Linked DNA regions of Homo sapiens: region 2 is linked to region 1. A link is a contact called in ENCODE Hi-C or POLR2A ChIA-PET data. All regions are on one chromosome and are shown on one strand. The core of a region is the stretch at or near the end of the contact, and the rest is flanking DNA. Distances in the headings are between cores, read along the strand shown. Region 1 has its middle 75 kb from the start of SH3BGR. Region 2 overlaps B3GALT5 (beta-1,3-galactosyltransferase 5).

Region 1 (5,363 bases), core at 1,961-4,460:
GTTTTCTTGTTAAGTTCCTGCTTTGATTCTTGGAAAAAAAAAATTCATTGTGAATCTCTACACAGTATTCTTTCCTTCCAAATATGAGAGACACACTAACACTGCCTCCGATCTGCCATCTTGGAAAAAAACCTGACTGTGTATTTGCAAATAGCCTGTCTTCAAGCTCACTGATTCCTTATTCTGCTTGATCAATTCTGCTATTAAAAAACTCTGATGAGGCTGGGCATGGTGGCTCACGCCTGTAATCCCAGTACTCTGGGAGGCCGAGGTGGGCGGATCACGAGATCAGGAGATCGAGACCATCCTGGCTAACACAGTGAAACCCCATCTCTACTAAAAATATAAAAAATTAGCTGGGCATGGTGGCAGGCACCTGTAGTCCCAGCTACTCAGGAGGCTGAGGCAGGAAAATGGCATGAACCTGAGAGGTGGAGCTTGCAGTGAGCCAAGATCACTGCACTGCACTCTAGCCTGGGAGACAGAGCAACACTCTGTCTCAAAAAAATAGAACAAAACTCTGATGAATTCTTCAGTATGCCAATTGCATTAGAAGTCTACCTAGTATTCTATTGTACTGCAGCCAAGCTGGCACTCAAATCATTAGACACAGTCTCTCCCGTTTCAACAGGCAGAGGAGCCTCAGTCACATGGCCACTATTGCCACAGGCCCACGAGGAGTACTGCCAGGCTCCTGCCAACGTTCACTTAAGGCCCAAGGGCTCTTCAGTCAGTTTGTGGCTCTTCAGTCAGATTCTGGTTAGGCCCCAGGAACTAGAGTCTTTTTAAAAGCTCCCCCAGCCTGCTGCCTTGAAGGATGCTGAAGTCCCTGCACTTGCTAACACCAACAGCCCAGGGGAGCTGGGTCCTGCCTCCACCAGCATTCCAGTGGTGGAGCTTCAATGAGGCTGGGCACCATGTACAGTGCCGAAGACCTCCTGATCACTCATGGGTACAAACTGTTGAGAGACCTCCCAGCACCACGCAGGGATAACCCTGAGGGATGCCAGCCAGCAAAGACAAGGATGCGAGTGGTCTGTGGCCTGCTGAATAGGCATGAGGATGGCCCTGCGGCCTTTGCACATCATAAGACACCTGCTGGGAAAGGGCGTGGGAGTGACTCTGAAAGCTGCCGCGCCACACTGAGAGGCCACGGGGATCCCCAGAGCACTTCTGCTTCTAGAACCTCTGAGGCAGGGCTTCATAATCAACCAACCCCAGACTGTTAATGACCAAGCCAACTGGAGAAGAGGAGCGCGGGAAGTCAGCAGCCTGCTGGGTCCGAGGGACCCAGAAGACCTGCAGGAATGACCCAAGCCCACAGTCCGCCCGTCCACATGAGGCAGCGTCCATAGGAAGTCAGAGGAAGGGCAGAGGATGTGACGAATAAGACAACTTGGGGCCGGGTGCAGTGGCTCACTTCTGTAATCCCAGCACTTTGGGAGGCTGAGAGGGGTGGATCACTTGAGGTCAGGAGTTCGAGACCAGCCTGGCCAACATGATGAAACCCCGTCTCTACTAAAAGTACAAAAATTAGCCTGGTGTGGTGGTGGGAGCCTGTAATCCCAGCTACTTGGGAGACTGAGGCAGGAGGATCGCTTGAACTCAGAAGGCAGGGGTTTGAGCTGAGAACACACCACTGCACTCAGCCTGGGCAACAGAGAGAAACTCGGTCTCAAATAAATAGATAAATAAGAAGGCAGCTTGGGAAGAAGAATTGAGAATGTTGGGTCCTGCCAAGTGGCTGAACGTCTGCAACCAGCCAAGGAAATTCAGGTGGCGGGTGTCTGATGGTGATGGGAAGAAATTATTTCAAGATCTGTTACTGTTCATTCAAGGAGAACACGTGTCGAATTCTCAAAACAAAGAGAAATCCCAATTATTGCCTAGAACTCTCCCCTCTCCCACCCCCATAGCCCTCCGACCCACAGCCTGAATTGCACAGAAATTTCCATTCCATTAAATGACAGACATTTACCTAAAATGTCACAGTATTCTCCCAATTATGCAACAAATTTGAAATTCACAAGTGACCCTGAGAAGGGTGGCTCCTTGGCCTCTTTTCCTCAGCCTAAGTTTGGGAGACCCCTCAAGCCCCCATCTGACGGCTTGCACCACCAGTCCCATAGGGAGTAGAAAGTGGTGACTATCAGGACAGCCAGCAGCGGATCCATAAGTCCCCAGGCATGAGCTCTGCATGTCTGACTTTGGATTGGAGCCTCCAGTAGGTACCTCCACCATCACACAGGTCACCCCCCAGCACATCCCAAGCCCCTACTTGGAAGACACAGTGCTCACTCATATGTGGCATTCACGGTCAGCAGCAGCCTCCAACTGAGAAGGCCGGGCTGGTGGTCGGCTTCCTTGTGGCCCCCTTGGAACTGGGCCCTGCAAACACCCTCTTACCTCAGGGCTCCCTCCACACCTCCAATCTGCCACTGCCCATGACAGCTTCATTCAGTACATTCCCTTTGATGACCCAAGGATATGACATATCAAACCAGCTCAACCCCAGGGTTTCTTTGAGGACACAAGGTTTGGTGATGAATCTTATAACTCCAGTCCTGTCACTGACCAAGAGCCAGCTCATGGAAAAATGCTGATGGTGCCATTTGGAATCCACAGAGCCTGATAGCCTTGTCAGGGAATAAGAGAGGCCCGGCCTTGGCTGATCCTAGCCCCTTGTGGCCATGGGTCCAGCTTCCCAGAAATAGAGAAAATGGTGGCTTTCCTGACCAAAGAGACAGCTGTGTCATGAGAGGATGGCAGCCTGACGTGAGGGGCAGCCCTCACAGACACGCAGAAAGCCAAGTTTCTTCCCCAAGCCCACAGGGCGAGGGCACTCATGAAACTCAAACCAAACTCAAAAAGTTTGAAACTGGGATTCGGACCAAGAAAAGTTCAAAGAAGTAAATGAAAACCAAACAAAAAACAAGACTGTATTTTGTTTGATTTTCATCCCTGTGAAATCAGAATCACAGCTGCCAGATACAGGTACGGACAACAATGACTTAAATCTGAGTGGGTCTGATGAGAGCACAGCTCTGCAACCACAGAGTCTGCTGAGCATGTCCTCCAGCGACCTGGGGCTGCAGGCTGTCACAGGAAGCATGGGTGGGAGAATGGAGCTCCAGAAACAAGATCTGGGGGTGGGGATCAGAAGAAGATAAAGCAATCAATGACCTTGGATTCATTTACCTTACAAAGCACAGTGAACTCCAGCATTCTGGCTCTTGGCCAGGGCACCAGTACAGAGATCAGCAAACACAAACCAGTTTCCCCAAAGAATCCCAAAGCTCGCAGCTCCTTCCTGTTGCAAAGCTGGGAGGGTCTAGTGTGTCCCTGACTCCAAAATGTTTGGACCCTGCTGCCTCCGAAGCTCAGATGCACACGGCAGTCCCTTCTGGTGACCACAAATAGAGGTGAAGTGCCTGCAACCTGAAAGGTCACAGGTCCCTCAGCCCAGCCGGCAACAGTGCTTTTCCAAGGACTTCCTTGTCCATAAATCAGGCACTGATGACAAAAGCAGGCTGAAGTCAGCCCTGTGTGGGTGTCTGTGGGCATGCAGTCCATCCCGGCCCAAGTGGGAGGTGGTGAAGGAGGTACCCACATGTCTGTGCAACAGCAAACAATGATTTGGGCGTTTTCTCCTGACACCAGTCAGCCATTGTGCCTGGGCTTATTAAGTTAACGAGTAAGTTTTAACAAGGAGCTTCAAGAAGACAAAGAAGGAAGACAAAGAAAACAGCTGCTGCAGCAATGAGGAAACGGAGGCGGAACAGCAGCAGGAAAACTGTGCTGACCCCAGACTGGAGAATTCAGGCTTCTGTGCAAACAGCCCGGAAATGAGTTGAGCAACAGCCAAGGATGTGGGTGCTGGAGGACCCTGGGTTTAGTTGGGAAAAGGTAGACATAAGTCTGAGAGCTGAGGTGAGGAGCTGGAACCTGGCCACCTGCGTGTCTGGCCTCTGTCCCTGGGTCCCTCTCAGGTGGAGACGACAGCCATGCATCCTCCGGGCAGCAGATGAAAGCTTGAGAGCAGAAGAGAGACACCAGAAGGTTGGCAATGGAGGTAATGAGCCCAGGTCCTGCAAAGAGAGTGATGTCTTCAAGATCAAGTGACACAAAACCAGTGCCCCTCTCCTATCCGGCTGAGCCAAGGCGTCCCAGGAAAGTCAGAAACTTACCAGCACTTTCAGTTCTGTGAAACTGAGTGAAGTGGCCCCTTGGAAGGTTGATAGTGGTGGAGAGAGGGACACAGTGCTCCCGCTGTCCCTGACTAACCAGAACCGAGGGCTCTTGGCACCAGACTTTACAGGCTATGGTGTTCACCACAGGGCAAGAGTAGAGTGAGCCAGCAAGCTAGAGGGGTCTTTGAGGGAAGTGGATGCAATAGAAACCCTCCAGGCAAGTCCCTGCAAGTGAGGGCTGTGAGGATCCTGGGCATTGAATGGCGGTGGCATTTCTCCTGCCAGTGCCCTGAGGGTGGAGGCAGAACCAGCCTCCCTGAGGTGAGCGTCTGCAGCCCAGAGGCCCCCAGGCAAGAGTCGCTGTCCAGCTCAGCACTGGCTGATGGCCTTATGGTGTCCACTGGTGCCTTTTATGGCAGGAGAAAGTGTGGCTGGACTGAAAGCCCTCTCTTGGTAGGGGAAGGGAACAGTGCCACGTGGGCTCCCCAGGCTTCTGAGCACTCAGACCTCACTTAGGGTTGTCACCAATGGAGCTTCCAGCCTTGAGTCTCAGGCTAACCCCTTGGAGTCCAAGTCCTTAAAGGAAGTGGGGGCAAAACTGCCCTTCATATTCACTTTGTTCTACTTCATAGAGAGGACTCCAAGTGTGGCAGACTCAGAAAAGAGGCTCAGAAGTGCTTTCAAAGTGATTGAAAGTTCGCAAGAGAAACTGGCTTCCCCCTGGCCAGGAGAGCAGACCCTGCCACCTGATGAGAATGGAAGAGGTGTGTTGAGTGTCTATTGAGCTTCAGGAGTGCTGACTCCCTGGAGGAGGTGGAGGGACTGAAGGCTTGGAGGGGCCAGGTCCACCTTCCAGAAGGCTCTGTGTCTCTGAGAGGCAGGGACGACAGGGTCAGAGTTGGCCACTCACTGTCTTTCTCCAAGGATGGTATCTCACGGGAAGAAAATGAGCATCTGGTGTCCAGATTCGTATGACCCTAGCAGAGAGGAGAGACTGTGATGAGATGCCAGTGACGCTTGCGTGCGTTTGCTGATGGAGTATTCTCTTATTTGTTGTTGTTTTCTTTTCCTTTTCTCTTTCTTCACTGTTCATCTGCAAGAGCATTCTCTGATTCCGTCTATGTAGGATCTGGAAACTGCTGGTTTTTAATGTACTGATGACATTCTTTACCA
Region 2 (5,420 bases), core at 2,794-5,293, 110 kb after region 1:
TTAGTAGAGACGAGGTTTCACCATGTTGGCCAGGCTGGTCTCGAACTCCTGATCTTAAGTGATCTGCCCGCCTCAGCCCTCCAAAGTGCTGGGATTATAGGCGTGAGCCACCATGCCGAGCCTTAACATCTTGATTGTATTCTATACGTGCCATTTCACATGGTCTATTTCTCATTTTTCTTGTTCTTTTTTCTTTTCTATGTTGATTAGATACACTGGAGCTTAATCCATTTTAGAGTGTGAGTGCATAGTGCATATTTATCAGTAATATTGTTTTAATATTTGAATTAATTCAATCCTGCTTTTAATTTTATTATTCCTGCTATTTTCTATAAAACTTTTTATAACTTTCTGTAACTTTTTAGAATTTGTTTTCTAAATTCTTTGAGAGCTTAGTCTTTTTCTTTCTTTCATAATGAACATGCTTAAGGCTAAAGCTGCCTCTGAAAGCAACTTTGAATGTGTTAAAGGAATCATATCTAGTGTTCTTATTAGTTTTGTTTTATAAATAATCTGTTATTGCAGATGTAATTTTTCCTTTGACCTCATAGTTAATTTTCTTTAAGTGGTTGGAATTTTAAAATGAACTTTATCAAACTTACTGTTAATTCCTGGTTTTATTGTTTCGTGACTAGTATAAGTAGGCTATCATTTTTCTCTTAAATCTGTGTACAGTTACACTGATGTGCAGAAGCACATATAGTTATAATACCAGTAATGCTGGTTTAAAATGAAAATGTTTAGTATTTAAAAGTGGTGCTTATAAGTCACTTATTTTAGCATAAGTTTGAATTTTTTCCAACTGATTTTGAAAATTTAAATAGAATATATATTCTCAATAAAATTTTTAGAGTAAATGACTAGTTTTGGTTTTTGTGGGAAAACGGTCCTAGCGTATTCTCTAACAACCAACACTCAAAGCCAGATACCTGTGAAAAAACTGACATGTTTTAAATGGAACAGGAGACCTCTCCAACAAACCCATCAATGTTTAACAATCTTAATGAGCTTTAAAAAAGTGTCATATTTTAGCTGTGAATCACTTCACGTTAAAATCTGTGGTTTTCCTGCCAAAGTTATCTTTAGTAAACGCGATGTATTGGCAGCTAGATTTGGAGTGAAGTGAATGTGAGTGAAGCTGGAAGCAGATTCTGCAAGAAACCCAAATGTTGGAGGGGGGTTTTCCAAGCGTCAGAGTCTTAGGTCTCTCAATACCCCCTTTGACACTCGTGGCCACACTCTTCCGCCATGCCCATTACAGTGACTCACTCGGAACTGCTTGGGAATCAGTGACTTGGGTGAGTGCAATATCTCTTTCACATATTGCCGGCTTCCTCCATCAACCCATAGCATCTGTGCTGGGTTTATGCTTTCAAGTGAGAAATGGTGAAATACACAAGGGGATGGCTTGCACTTGACTCTGGGATGGTGTTTGCATGTCAGCGTTTTCTTTCACATTAAATTGAGTGGAGCTAAACTCATTTGGTTTCAGTGAAGGTAGTTTCCATGCATTCACTGAAAAGCTGGGATTGCTGAGAGTGGTGACCAGAAGAGAGAAGGCCATGGGGAGGTAAGGTGAGGCAGGAATACTAGAGGGTGGGGCAGGGCTCAGCTCAGTGGCGATGTTTCCCCAGCAGCCTTCAGGCCTTTCATCCCATCATTTCTCTCCTCTGATAAGTGTCTCTGCTTTAAGAGTGTTTGCCAGACAGAAATAAAAATCGATTGGGGGAAAAATTATATGGAAAAAAAATTTTCCTTTCAAAATATTCCTGGAGAGGAGAGGAAGCACGCATGGATAGAATGAATGAAATGTTCTTGGGGCACAGTGCCATCTAATGTTGCTATTATTGCATTTGCTGCTTAGCAAAGTACATAGAAGGCACATTGCAAATATTCAGGTATTAGCTGTGTTAAGTAATTGTTTTCATGTAGTAAATGTATTAGTTTGCTTGGGCTGGCATAGCAAAGTAGCACAAACTGAAAGCCTTAAATAACAAAAACTTATGATCTCACAGTTCTGGAGGCTGAAGTCTGAAATGAAGGTCTCAGCAGGGTGGGTTCTTCTGAGGGCGCTGAAGGAGAATCTGTTAGGTGCATCTCTCCAGGTTTCTGCTGGTTAATGGCAATATTTGATGTTCTGTGGCCTGTGGAGCATCTCCCTCATCTCCGCCTTCATCGTTACTTGGTGTTCTCTGTGTGTGCCTGTCTGTGTCCAAATTTCCCCTAATTATAAGGACAGCAGGGATATTGTATTAGGGGCCCAGCCTACTTCAGTATGACCTCTTCTTACTGAATTGTATCTGCAAAGATCCTATTTCCAAATAAGGTCACATTCTGAGGTAATTGGGGTTAGGACTTCAGCACATGAATTTTAGGGGAACATAAATCAACCCATAACAGTAAAGATCTATTAACTCACTTTAGGAAGCTGATATTTATTTAGGAAGTAAATGTTTATTGAGCATCTATGATGTGACATGCATGAGGTATTGAGATTTAAACAGATACGCTTAAATATTTTCCTGTATCCAAGTCACTTTCAGTAAAGAAGTAGAGAGACATAAATTAATAACTAGAATACGGCAGAGCTATATGAAGGTATGCACGAGGAATAGTGCTGGTACCAAGAAAGGGGATGCTGGTGAAGCCTACTTTTTAGGGGAGATGTCAGGGAAATGTCACTGAGGGGGCTACATTTGGGCTGCATATGAAAGCATTAAGAGGAGCTCCAGGGCAGTCTGGACAGAAAGCACAGCGTGGAGGTCTGACACGAAAGGGTGTGTTCGCAGGACTTTAAGCCATCTCATATGGGAGTGTAGTGTCCACTGGGAGGTGATGGATTGCCACTGTGAAGTTTCAAGTGTCGGAGCGGAACTATTGGACTTGTGGTTTTGAGAAGTTCTGCCTGACAGCCTGGTGGCTGGCATGGAGCTGGGCTGTCAGGTAGCTCTTATTTTCCATGTCCATTCTGTTCTATTCTACTAGTAACTGTCTGTCTTTTCCAGCATTTCCCAAGTCTTCCCTTACCCTTTATGGTGATTCTGCAGAAGGAACAAGCTGGTAAAAGCACTTTTGGGAGACTGGGGAAAGGAATACAAATATTCCTGTGTTAACTATTTTCTGGCCCCAAGTAGGCTATTGGTGACCTTTGGTATGTTCAGATAAGCAGTGGGAATGGAGGCCGGAGTACAGTGGGTTGAGGTTAATTACGTGATGGATGAAGTGGTGCGAGTGGTGAGTACAGGCTGTCTGTTGCAGAAGCTTGATTTGGAAGGGAAAGAAAATAAGAGGCTGACAAGGAGACGCCACGTAATTGAGGTAGGGTCTGTTGAATGTTTTTTGGGGATGAAATTTTATTTTGTGTTAACAAAGTAGAAATTTACAAAGGAAATGGCCCCCATTTTAACAGAAAAATCAATACCATTTGCATCCCTCATTATTAATATGCATTGGAACTTCATCCATTGGACCTGGTGAAGAAGGCAGTCACCGTCTCACCAGGCTGGAAGCCTGGATGTTGGAATGTGGACATTTCCTACTAGAGTGGCTTGAAAATCCCCTAGGATCATTCTGGTGGTAGGGATGGGGGTATAAATGTGGGTGCTCCTTGAGAGGAAGGAATGAGCCAAGAGGGATGGAGCCCGGGGATGCAGGGAGAAAGTGGCCTTTGTTTTATGGTTATGCACTCTATCCAGTTTATATGTTTCAGATGATTTATTCAACAAACCTTTGTGTATCTCTTCCTACTTCTTTCCCACTGAGCTAGGTAGGTCCTGGGGTTCCTGTGAGTCCTGGGGCTGTAGTCAGGCAGTTGCAATATCTCATCATTCTCATGCTAATTTTTTCCTGACCTGAAGATTTCCATTGGAAAATGATGATTGCACTCTTCTAATAGAAGGCTAAGTGATTTAGATCTGGGGGCAGGGAAATGGTGGCTGTGGTTCTTCTAGAGGGGGAAGAGGATGTAGACAGGTAGTTTCATCCAATGCATGAGGGCCACAAAGGTTTCTGTGGACCCCTGGTCTTATACTGCAATCCCTTGGTAACAAGGAAATCATAAAACTAGGGGTGACTCATCACCACTGTGATGAGGTGTTTCTGAGTTCAAAGGGAAGAGTCAGTTTAACTCAGTGAAATGGTTATTTTTTGTAATGACATTCATTTCCTTGGTTCTTTGCTTATATGACACCTGGATGTACAAGATGGTTAACAGAATAGTGCTATGGAGGCACTTTGACAAGTCCTGAACCACCATCTGGGTGAGAATATTTGTAACCGGCACAATACTTATACATGAATGGCCACTGTGAAATGGGTTTCTAAGGGGCGATATTATAATTTGCTTTCTTAAGAGCACTGACTACAAAGACATCTCCTAAACTCTTTCTTTGTAAACTTACCAGAAACCCTTGTATCCCCATGGATGAATCCAGAGCTTTTCAGTGGCTCAGGTTTCTCCTTCTAACAGTGCTTGAAATTCCTTCCACAGAGAATGAAGCTTTTAATTCTAGAACCAATGTTCAGATTGTGCAAAGGCATGGATTTAAGGTGACAGCTATTAACATTGGCAAAGTTCTTTCTATTGTGAAAATTGCTTTCATATATATTTGGTTTATTTTGCCCTCCGGACAGTCCTGGGCTTCATTATTGAGTAACTTATTTTCTGTTTGAAGAAACGGAGGCTTAGTGGTTTAAGAAAGCTGATTAAAGTCAAATGGCAAGGATGGGGTAAATGATGGAGCTCTAAGCATTGGGTGTTGGCGTCTGTAATATTTGTGCATGACTGACTACACAGCTCTCCTTCTGAGTCAGTGGCTTTTAAGCTCTTTGGAACCACAGTAAATTCCTTTTACCTCATGACTCAGTACACACATATGACCCACCAAACAGTACTTGCCTTGACCATTCCCCATGCCTTCTAATATTTTATTCTACCCAATTCTGTTTTCTTTTCAACGTCGGGTCTTATTAAATTGACTTGGTGATGCACTAATGGGTCATGATGCAGAATTTGAAAAAATTACACTCAGTTCCTTCCCCAAGAAGTAGAGGAAGGTCAGAAATGGAGGATGGTGGGGAAGGAATGGGGTGTGTGTTTTTCCAGAATAGGGTGGGAGGGAAATGGCCTCTCACAGCCCACTTGTCAGAACTGCTCCCATGTCCCGATCCGACTTCAGAGGTGGGAAAACGTTGGGAGCTGGTGAGGTGGGTGGGGAAAATCACTGTCTGCCACACCTCTCGTTTCTGGCATTCAGTCCACTTTTGTGGCCATCGTTTGTTGTGCTGGTTGGCTCACTCTGCCCAATTCTTCCTTCTGGTTGCCAGTTCTCTTCATATGTCTACTCTTTTACTGCGGGTCGCTCACATCTATAAATGACGGTCTAGGTTGTACAGTCTCGGAGGTTCAAGTGGAGTCTTTT

Evidence for each region. Hi-C counts contacts between places; a loop is a spot of excess contacts on that map. ChIA-PET counts read pairs that join two places held with the same protein, here RNA polymerase II (POLR2A). Pooled maps may share reads with other maps.
Region 2: a loop to region 1 is called in a map of colonic mucosa, with 2.5 times the contacts of the local background. The contact joins two enhancer-like sites. A Hi-C loop is called at or near these places in 12 of 168 maps with a recorded cell type or tissue (Caco-2, Calu3, MCF 10A and 7 more) and 9 of 50 pooled maps. POLR2A ChIA-PET finds 5 or more read pairs at or near these places in 2 of 52 experiments (IMR-90 and activated CD8-positive, alpha-beta memory T cell).

Annotation. Positions count from the first base shown.
Region 1 is chr21:39,524,666-39,530,028 of GRCh38, forward strand. It overlaps the pseudogene JCADP1. Among named protein-coding and RNA genes, the nearest start is that of SH3BGR, 75 kb to the left of the region's middle. RefSeq lists an enhancer at 3,013-4,008. Within about 2 kb of position 3,211, at least 6 of the 41 ENCODE cell types and tissues checked have a DNase peak (open chromatin) inside an H3K27ac peak, as active enhancers do.
Region 2 is chr21:39,629,193-39,634,612 of GRCh38, forward strand. The region is part of intron 1 of B3GALT5 (beta-1,3-galactosyltransferase 5); the gene reads left to right. Among named protein-coding and RNA genes, the nearest start is that of B3GALT5, 19 kb to the left of the region's middle. RefSeq lists an enhancer at 4,000-5,199. Within about 2 kb of position 4,044, at least 3 of the 41 ENCODE cell types and tissues checked have a DNase peak (open chromatin) inside an H3K27ac peak, as active enhancers do.